2 separate regions of the Homo sapiens genome follow, and region 2 is linked to region 1. Evidence: read pairs that join two places in POLR2A ChIA-PET (ENCODE). Cell type or tissue: GM12878. All regions are shown on one strand.

The links. Peaks named below come from ENCODE experiments on the same cell type or tissue, not always from the same donor. Only the 100,000 strongest peaks of a DNase experiment are listed, where the experiment ranks them.
Region 2: POLR2A ChIA-PET joins it to region 1 with 5 read pairs; 2 of 35 experiments call an interaction of 5 or more read pairs at or near these places.

Annotation. Positions count from the first base shown.
Region 1 is chr13:38,821,724-38,826,723 of GRCh38, reverse strand. All of the region lies in intron 6 of FREM2 (FRAS1 related extracellular matrix 2), which reads right to left. FREM2-AS1 (FREM2 antisense RNA 1) reads left to right here. Exons shown (of 2, transcript NR_146963.1): 2 at 4,622-5,000. Among named protein-coding and RNA genes, the nearest start is that of FREM2-AS1, 3.4 kb to the left of the region's middle. RefSeq lists an enhancer at 2,016-2,205. In GM12878, no CTCF peak of the experiment used is centred here; DNase peaks (open chromatin) are centred at 2,173 and 4,378; H3K27ac peaks cover 224 bases.
Region 2 is chr13:38,756,717-38,761,716 of GRCh38, reverse strand. The region is part of intron 2 of FREM2 (FRAS1 related extracellular matrix 2); the gene reads right to left. Among named protein-coding and RNA genes, the nearest start is that of FREM2-AS1, 68 kb to the left of the region's middle. In GM12878, no CTCF peak of the experiment used is centred here; no DNase peak of the experiment used is centred here.

The sequences.
Region 1 (5,000 bases):
TTTATTTGGGAATTCCAACAGCTGAATGAAGAAAGATGACGATTAATATGGTGTCAAACACAATCTGTGTGAGGTCTCAGGAATAAAAGCATGTGATTGACACTCAAACAATAAGTAATCTTGACCACAGGCTGCTTGACAACTGACACCTGAACACGCCTGCAGGCAGCACAGGAAGGGACTCCAGAGTAAACAGCAAAAGCGACTCCATTTCAAGTTGGAAGGAATGTGCTCCTTTATTGTGAGATCCTTCTTCCTCGGTTATCCTTGTGTTACTCTATATTAGCAGTCAACGCTATTGCATTGCTTCCTTGCGTTGTTGTACGTGGAAAAAAAAATCATTGTTCTGCAAGCCAGGGGTGCCACTCCCCCTCTCAGTCACTTACGAAATGCCCGACACTGGGGAAATCAACTTCTTTGGTTCTTGTATTTCTGGTCTGCAATATCCAATTTGATCTACGTGAAGTCAGATCTCTAAGCTTTCAGGTCCAAGCTATTCTTCTTGCCCTTCTGGGACGTTTGTGTTTTTCCTGTTGATATGATACTAGTTGGCAGCTATTTCTCTCATTCAACATTTATCCAATTGATTCATGCTTATTTCCTGCAGTCTTTATTGGAAGGATAGTAGGTGCTTCCTCTCAAGGAAAAATAGGAGTTAGAAAACCATTCTTGTCTTTAAGATGGTTTGTGTTTAAAGAGTAACCAAGAAGCTGTAAACATACGCATTATGATTTTTATATGACTTCTTATATCAGATAACATTTTGGCTTTAAAGAGAACAACTTGTTTAATCATTTGAACGTGTATTTTCATTTATAGAGAATAAAAACCTGTCTAATATATTTTTAAAATACAATTTAAAAATAAAGCAAGGCCACTTTCTAGAGTGAAAGGAGCACAGCCCTGAGTCAGGGTGATATGAGTGATGCTCATGGCAGAGCCTGTGAGTGATGGGGGTAAAAGGTAGCTCAGAGAGGAGCCTGGGTAATAGAACTGGACAGCTTAATAAATGGCTGACACAAGGAAATGCCAATTTAAGGCTACTGGTGTTCAGATACATGTAATGTCACTAAGGAGCTGTTCAGCATTTTCATTCTAATAGCTGAATATAAACTGCAGCAGCCAGAGCTTTCTAGGGCAATGACAATGCCTCACTGCAGGCTTTAGGTGGAAGGCTAACCACTGCTTTTCAGAGACGTACCTAGGAAAACTCAAGTAAGCTACAAAGCACATGTTTTGTTCTTAGATGTTTGATATTCTGTGAATATACTACATGTGGGTTTTTTTTTAATAAATAAGGCTTTATTCTTTGTGGTTAATTTTTTTGTATATTATAAAAACAGTAAGTAATAGGAAGAATATCAAGAAAGGTAGTCCTGGCCAACCCTCCTGCCTGCATACATTTAACCACCAATTTATTATCTGTTTTTTGAACACCTATTATGGATCAGGCACTGTGCTCCATACTGGGGATATGATAAAGACACAGCCCTTGTTTTCGAAGAGTTCTTAGTCTAGAAGTTAAAACCGAAAACAAACACAGCATTGCACAGTTGTCTTGGCAGTAATAATAATGACAGCTAAACATATTGGTATTCTAAGTGCTTTACATATATTAACTTATTTATTCTGTATAACAACCCTATGAGGTAGACAGTATTATTGAAACCATCTTCGAAAAAATTATATCAGTGAGAAAATTATGGCAGTGAGGGAGATCTGATCTAGCCCGCCGCCCCCCTCCACCCCCAACCTTTTCTTTAGCTTTCAAGCTGCCTGGGTTTAGGCTGGTTAACTTTGGAAGAGATTTAGTTTATAGTTTAAATGAAAACCGTCCTTCCCCAAAACTCAATTGCCTTTATGAAGCTAATGAGAGACCACCAGCCTACAGGAGGAGAGGAGTCTGAATTCTGATAAGGTGTAACTTCCCCAGTTACTCCTGCAAATAACATCACTTTTCTATTGTAGATAGGCATTTTGTGATATCCTTTCAGGTTTTGTGTGTATCTAACAGCATGGCTCCACCTAGAGCTGCTAACTGGTGGCTCCTGTGGCCCCACCCAGAACCAACTCAGCTCAAGAGGACAGCTTCAATTCCCTATGATTTCATCTCTGACCCAACCAATCAGCAGCAAGCACCCATTGCATAGCCACTCCCACTGTTTCCCTCAAAATACCTTTGGAAAACCCCTAACCTATGAGCCTTTGGTGAGACTGATTTGAGTAATAACTCTATCTCCTACATGGTGTGGCTGACCTCGTGTCAATTAAACTCTTTCTTTCCTAAAATGCCACGGTCTTTATTTGTGTACCGAGCCAGAATAACTCATCAGGCTGTTACGTTATGAGGAAATTGGGGCAGAGAAGGGTTAGATAATTATCCCAAGAACATATACCTTATAAGACAGAGCCAGAATTAGACACCGAGCAATATGGCTTCATAAGCATATCATGCCTCTCCTTGTATGATGTAATTCTAATTGCTTAGATTGTGCTACCCAATTTTACTACTTTATGTGACAAAACTGTCTCTTTCTCCTCACTCTTTCTTCTCTACATAAAATCATCATAACATATCTTTCCCACAATACTACCACTCTGTCCCCTATCACAAGCACCGGTATTTGATCTTAAAGTTTCTTTCTTCCTTTCACTTGAATAATCACTTGAAATGCTCTATCCATTATTTTCATATTCTCAGCTCTCATTAATTTTAAGCTCATTGAAACACGGCCTCATTCTCCAAAACACTCAAGAAATACTCTCTCCAAGTTGGCCAATGCCCTTCTTTTTGCAAAACCCAATTGCATATTGCAAATCTTTGTCTTTATCGTTGAAGAATTTAATACTATGGGCCACAACCTTTTTTCTTGCATCTTCATCCTTTTCTTTCCATATTACTGCTGTCCCCTGGTACTTCTCTCATCTCTTATCTGTTGCTTAATTGTGAATGTTTTCTCTTAAAGGAAGAATAAGATGACCATAAAGTTACTACTTTACCTGCACATGGAAAGTGCTCAGTCACCATAAGTTATTATTATTATTATTTTAATTATTGGCAGCTGAATTTTGAGGCATTAATATGAGTTAGCCAGCTGATGAATGAGGAGGTAGAGAGGGAGAATTTTTCTTCAAGTAGAAGCAGAAATAGAAACTAAAGATAAGTAGACAGCCTCATATGTTTGGGGGCTGCAGAGTTTGCTGTGGTATTGTATGCTGCTTGGAATGAGGAGATGGGGTGAACAAGGAAAGCAGGGAGCCATGGCCAGGCCATGCAGGACCTTGTGGTGGGAGCCTTGTCCTAGAAATTAGCAGGTGAGAGGTGTGCTCAGTGTTAAAAAAGGGGGGAACATGATGATGAAATGTGCATTTAGGGTTCTGGAGGATGAATGGTCTGGTGGAAAGGGGTGGGATATGAGCAAACTGGAAGCAGGCGGCCTAGCTAGTTGGCAAGTGCAAGAATCCAGGCAAGATAGGAAGTTCGTTTGGATCAGGTGATGGCAGTTCAGACGAGGAAAAATAATAAGGATATAATATTTAGAGATATGAAGGAGGTAGAATCAAGGAGTTGGGGTGAGGACTGAGAGGAAGGAATCCAGTACTCATAGAACCATTCACCAAGATTAGGGATAAGCGGGAATAAAACAGGGTAGGGCAAGGACTAAGTGTTCTAATCTATTGAGTTTTTCTCCTGATTTGTTTTGATGCTTTTCAGAATCTAAGACATTAAGTCTGGTAAGATGTGTGCCTACATCACTTTTCTTGCACTGTTTAAAAAGAAGAAGAAAAAAAGAGTTTTCACACATGACAAAATCATTGTGTCTTCCATAATTACATCACAGGGTTTGATGAAGTTTCCTTCTTCACAGAGATGTCAAGGGATGTGTTGAACAGAGTCATAAAATTTTCCTCAGGGAGCTAACCTAACATCTTCTACTGCAAAGCGTTGATTTGTCCTCTCAGTATACTGAACTAGATCGAATACATATTACTATTTAGATATACTGTCATTTTAAAAACTTCAAAATATATGTTGAGGACCAACATCACAGAAAACATGCATGCTAGGTTTGTTGGGAGGATAGCGATCCCCTGGAAAGACTTATAAAACTGTACTGTTTTCAACCCCCTATTTAGCGCAGACAGCATTCCACCAGTTTATGAGATGCAGACCGTGCACGCTAGACCCACAGGCATAAAGCAACACCTAGACCACTTCTAATTTTATCTTGTATTTATAGGATCATCTTGCAGCACTGAGACTGTGAAAGACTGTGGCTTTGGCTTTTTAAAGCCTTCTCTGGCAGGGAGTGTGCTCTCAAAAATTACCCTTCTGAATAAGTGTGATTCTTAAAAAAAAAAAAAAAAAAAAAAAAGAAAGAAAGAATGGGCTCCTTGTTGGCATTTTGACCACAGAGCTTCAGCTCTGTAGTATACTTCCTGGGCCTGTGAAACCCATTGTTTGTGAAACACCCTCAGGGAAATTGAAGCTGAGATATATTTCAGCTCTATAAGGTGTAAAAAGAAAGCTATTTTTTTCCTCTCACAATACCTATATTCTTGCTTTTTAAAAAGGTACACACGAGTAAAGATCTATCAGCTGTTTTATTTCTTTTCACAGGAATGTGTTTAAACTCAGGAACTGCTGAATTGTACTGTAACTTGGCTCATCCCAAATAGTGCAGTTGTCTTCACAATGGAGAGACTGTCACAGCCTAAAAAGACACGTGACTCTGAGCATCAGTTTACTGGCTGCCCACTCAATGATTCAGACTCCTCCATTCTTTGTGTGGAAGAGAACTGGCCTTCCGGGAGCCTGAGGCCAAGTGAGAGAACCTTCTGAAAGCCGTCACTGCATGGGGAGCCTGGACTTACCCTTTGCCTTGTTGGAGCTGTTTGTCTATTTCCGTCTCGAAGTTCTCTATAGATTGGGCTAGTGTCTTTCACCACTGTGTCCTTAATGTCCTGGAGACTGCCCGCCACTTAGCAGGGGCCTATAA
Region 2 (5,000 bases), 65 kb after region 1:
AAGCAGCTGCAGCTGCTCCAGCCCTTTCATGTCTTTGTGGTTCTGCAGCTGTTCTCTTATTGATTACTCTGTATAGTTGTGCACTTTAGTGGGTATCCTCTCATATTTAATTGTATTAATTTACTAATTGTACTAAATTGTACTAATTTACATCAATAATTGACAGTATCCATTCTTTCATTATTGCCAATACTTGTTCTCATTGTTTTTAAAAAATATTTTAAAAAATTATTGTGTTTACGTTCCATTAATTGGAACATCATCTAGAAAGTAATAGAAAAGATAGAATAACATGCAATTGATTAAATTAGTACATAAAACAGCTCTGATTTCAAAACAAATTATCAGATGAAAACACCTTTATGCCACACTCCTGTCCACTTTAAACTGTGGTCCCAGCAAGCCTAGGTTTCATTCCAAACTTCTTGTCATGCTCTACCAAGCTTTTTCTTGTCCATTCTAACACCTATGACTTCACATCCTATCACTTCCCCTTAAAGAGAAATATCCATCCTCTCACATCCAACCTCTCACTCTTTTCTGAACAAAGGTGGCTGTTTTTGTATGTGCTGTATCTTCTGCCCAGGACATCCTTAGTTTTTCTCCTCTTCCTGGGAATCCCTATTCCTCTAAATTTTAACAATTCTTAGCTAATTTTAAGATTTGATTCTAACCCTTTCCTGAGATATTCCAGAAAATATCATTCTCTTCTAAATATGGCACATTTTAAGAATATTGAGTCACTGAGGGCTTCTCTTTTCAGTTTTTATAAAACAGCAAGCCCAGTGCAAACTCCAGCCCTCTCTACCCCTTTATTCTGGTTAGTTTTTCTCTACGGTACTTTCCAAAATCTTATATCCTATATATATTTACTATTTTTTTTTTGTCATTTTCTGTGTTCTCCCACTGCAACACATGATCCAGGAGTTCTGGGAGCTCATTTAACTTATTGTTAGAAAAACATCTATTGCATCAATTAGAAACTCTAATGTCTTGGCTGAAAGTTTAGTGGTCCTTCATTTATTGAGCAACATAAATTTTCTATGTAAACATAACATATCTCTTTCATTACTGAATCTTTTTATTAAAAAACAGTAATTGGTTTAATGACACTCTTTCTAAAATGTTTGCATACTTCTTGAAAGATTTTAAGTGATACATAAATGTGAATTATTGGAATTTGTGTTTCTCTAAATGACACTCCCAGGGATTATTGATGACTAAAGGGCTATTTAACCCTTCCACTTCCTTTGTGGATGGTTTTAGAGATACCTAATTTCATCTCTACTTATATATCTGTAAAAATTATTTTCAGGTTTGTGCCTATGTTCTGAAAGGACGAAGTTGCCAGGTTACTGGTTAATCAGAGGTTTCGAATGACACATAGCTGAACAGTTTGCTAGTATTTCATATGTACAACCACCACCTTGAGATTTTACTTCAAAATAAAATTCAGAAAAAATATAAAGAAGCTTTGCTTTGTAAGACAGGGAGATGGCCCAAAGTAACTATCATAGAAAATTTAGAATTCCCACTAACACTGGGATTTTAAACCAGAGAATATAAATGAAACAGATACTTAACTAGAAAATATGCAGTCTATAAAGCTTAAATCTGAATGGAATTAAATACTACATAACTCTTCTGTACATTACACATGTGAATCAGATTTGGTTTCAGAATTTGTAAAATCTTAGGTACTCACTTCTTACGCAAGAGTGATATAGAGATTTGAGGAACCAAGCTGTAACTTATTGTAACTCTCTTTACTAAAACTGTGACCTTGTATAATTGAACTCTGTATTTTATTGAAAGAATAGAAAGATACCTTATTTACTAATTTGTTACCTATCACGTAAACTCCTCTAAAACCTCAATTCATGGAAATAATAAACATTGGCACTTTAACAAAAGCTACAGCTTACTGAACGTGAAATTATAGATGAAGTTAAATAACGTTAAAAACTGACAAATTTTTACTTAAACAAAATTTGTTGCCTTTCTAAAATAGATTCTGTCATCTATGGTGCATGAGGAGCTAGTCTCAGCACCTCATTGGAAAAAAATTAAAGTCCATGACTCAAGTCATAAATCCACACAACAGGTGCCTGACAGCTGATAACCACACTCCCAAATGCTCTGTCTTCAAATCCTGACACCAAAGCCATTAAGGTTTTGATGAAAAGACCTCTTTTGAACTTATCCAGCTGGTCTTTAGACTTCTTCATTTTCTTCAATTCAAACTCAGTCGTTTTTTTTTTTTTTTAGAATAACAAAGAATACCAAACTCCAATTAGCCCTCCCTAAAAGCTCAGGGCTGCCCGATCTCTCTAAAGACAAAGCATTTAATCTTCAATAATATGAAACTAGTGCCACAATTTTGACTTGTATTTGATAAAGGGGACGTGTCCATTCAGCTTTGACAACAAATTTCTTCTTGGAGAATAGTTACAAATAGAAAATATTGTTGGTAATTTCTAGCTTGGTAAAATCTCATTTGCCCAGAATAAAGTTCAGCTTCAAAGCTGAATTGAAAATCAACTCTACAGAAATTTTTAAAAGCTGGATGTAGTCCTTTAAATCAGCAATAGATATAGATATTTATATGAGAAAAGATTAAGATAATAATATTATTACCTACCTTATTGGGGAAATTAGATCATTTGATTTTCGTTATTGTTTTAGAGACATGGTGTCACTCTGCTGACCAGGCTGGAGGGCAGTGATGCTATCACAGCTCTCTGCAGTCTCAAACTCCTGGGCTCAAGTGATCCTCCCACCTCAGGCCCCTGAGTAGTTGGGACTATAGGTGTAAGCCACTGCACTGGGCAGATAATTTGATTTTTAAGCAGATTTTTAAGAAGTCTTGTTCTCTTAGACAGCAAGGACGGTGATTAGCAACCATGCAGCTACCATCCAAATCAATGCTAGTGATTATGGTGAAGATCTAAAATTAAAGTTAAAATAAGGGATTCATTTCATTGCCATTTCCGTGATAGGATTACCTTCTCTTGAACTTTGCATTGCCTCAGAATCTTCCATAGGAGAATCTCCTCGAGCTTGTGGAATCCTGTCCTCTGGCCCCTAAAGTCAGACTGACTTCACTCTTTGCTGAAAACCACCTGGTGCAGAGCTGAAGCCGACTTGGCTCTTACCCTGCCCCCAGGGGCTGGCATTCAACTGCGGGAGATGGCACAGGCACCTAGATAATGTGCACAAACTAGAGCCTGGCAAATGCTGTGAGAGGCACTGATAATGAGCTGTGGGAGTTCACAAGAGTGAGGGATTACTGTAGCCTGAGGGGATCAAAGACAAACTCATGGAAGAGATAGTGTTTAAATGGGGGCTTAAGTACAGGGTGGTATTTAGACATTCAGAGAGATGGAGGGGAAGGCGTTCCTGGAAGATTAGGTATAAGAAGAGAGATAAGAAATCCGGTTTAAAAAATAAAAAGGAACTTCAAAGAATTCAATGTGGTAGGCACTAGGACATTTACTAAATATTTAATTCCTTCTCCTCCTATTTAGGAGATTGGATATTAGAGACAAAGAAGGCAAGGTCAAGATACATCTGCAGCCCACCCTGGATCATCCAGAGGTGACTCAGGCACCGAGGGATGACAAGCTTTAGACTATTTGATAATTTCAATAATGATTAGTCCAATAGTAAGGTATTCAAGAATTGCTGCTTATGATAATTGTTCTATCATTTTCTCCCTTCCTTCTGAACACTCCCTCCTCACCATTTCCATTGCCTAACACATTCTGAAAATGAGGCAGCACAAACAAATATGGAGACTTGGTAGAGAAATGTAGAGAAAGAGGAATGGGACCGGGTGTGGTGGCTTATGCCTGTAATCCCAGCACTTTGGGAGGCCTAGGAAGGCAGATCACCTGAGGTCGGGAGTTTGACAGCCTGAACAGCATGGTGAAACCCCGTCTCTACTAAAAATACAAAAGTTAGCTGGGCTTGGTGGCAGGTGTAATCCCAGCTACTCAGGAGGCTGAGACAGGAGAATTGCTTGAACCTGGGAGGTGGAGGTTGCAGTGAGCCAAGATCACACCACTGCACTCTAGACTGGGCAACAGAGCAAGACATCATGTAAAAAAAAAAGAGAAAAAAAAAGAGGAGTGGCATGACAAAGACCCAGGACGTAGAGGGAAACAGGCACAGCACCACGACACACATGGGTTTCCACTGGACACACACAGCTTATAGTGATCTTTTGGGCCATTTTTAGGATAGCCATGTACAAGCACAAAAGAATAAATGAAGCTATGATATCTTAGTAATTGTCACACAAACTACACTGAATTGAGATCAAGTGTGGATTATTTCATACTCTACTCAATATTCAGACAAGCAACGGCCAGATTACATGGAGGTGGAGATGGGTGCTGACAAATATATCAATGTTCACCTTACAAGCCAAGAGTATCACAGTCCACATTACTATGTGTAATTTTGTTCCTTGAGGACATGATATGGTTACATATATACCCATCCCAGGTATATAATGTGGGTATATAATGGGTATTTGTACACAAGTTTCCAAAGACTGAAATTCCTATTCATCTACTATGCAAAAGACTAATATGTGGCTGATTCTCATTATTCCTGGATTCCATATTTACAAACTGCTCTACTCATGAAAATTTATGTTAGCCCCCAAATTAATACACTTGGTACTTTTGTAATCATTCTCAGACACGTGCAGAGGGGCATCAAAAAATTCTCATCACCTGACACTCTGTGCTTTGTTTCAGCTCTCATGCTGTAAAGAAGTATCCTATTCACAGTTTTTTTAGTGCCACATTTTCCATATTTTTCTGCTATTTGTTGGTGATTTTGCTATTTTTAAAAATGGTCCCCAACCAGCCAGGCATGGTGGTTCACGCCGGTAATCCCAGCACTTTGGAAGGCTGAGGCGGGCAGATCACCTGAGGTCAGGAGTTTAAAAACCAGCGTGGCCAACATGGTGAAACCCTGTCTCTACTAAA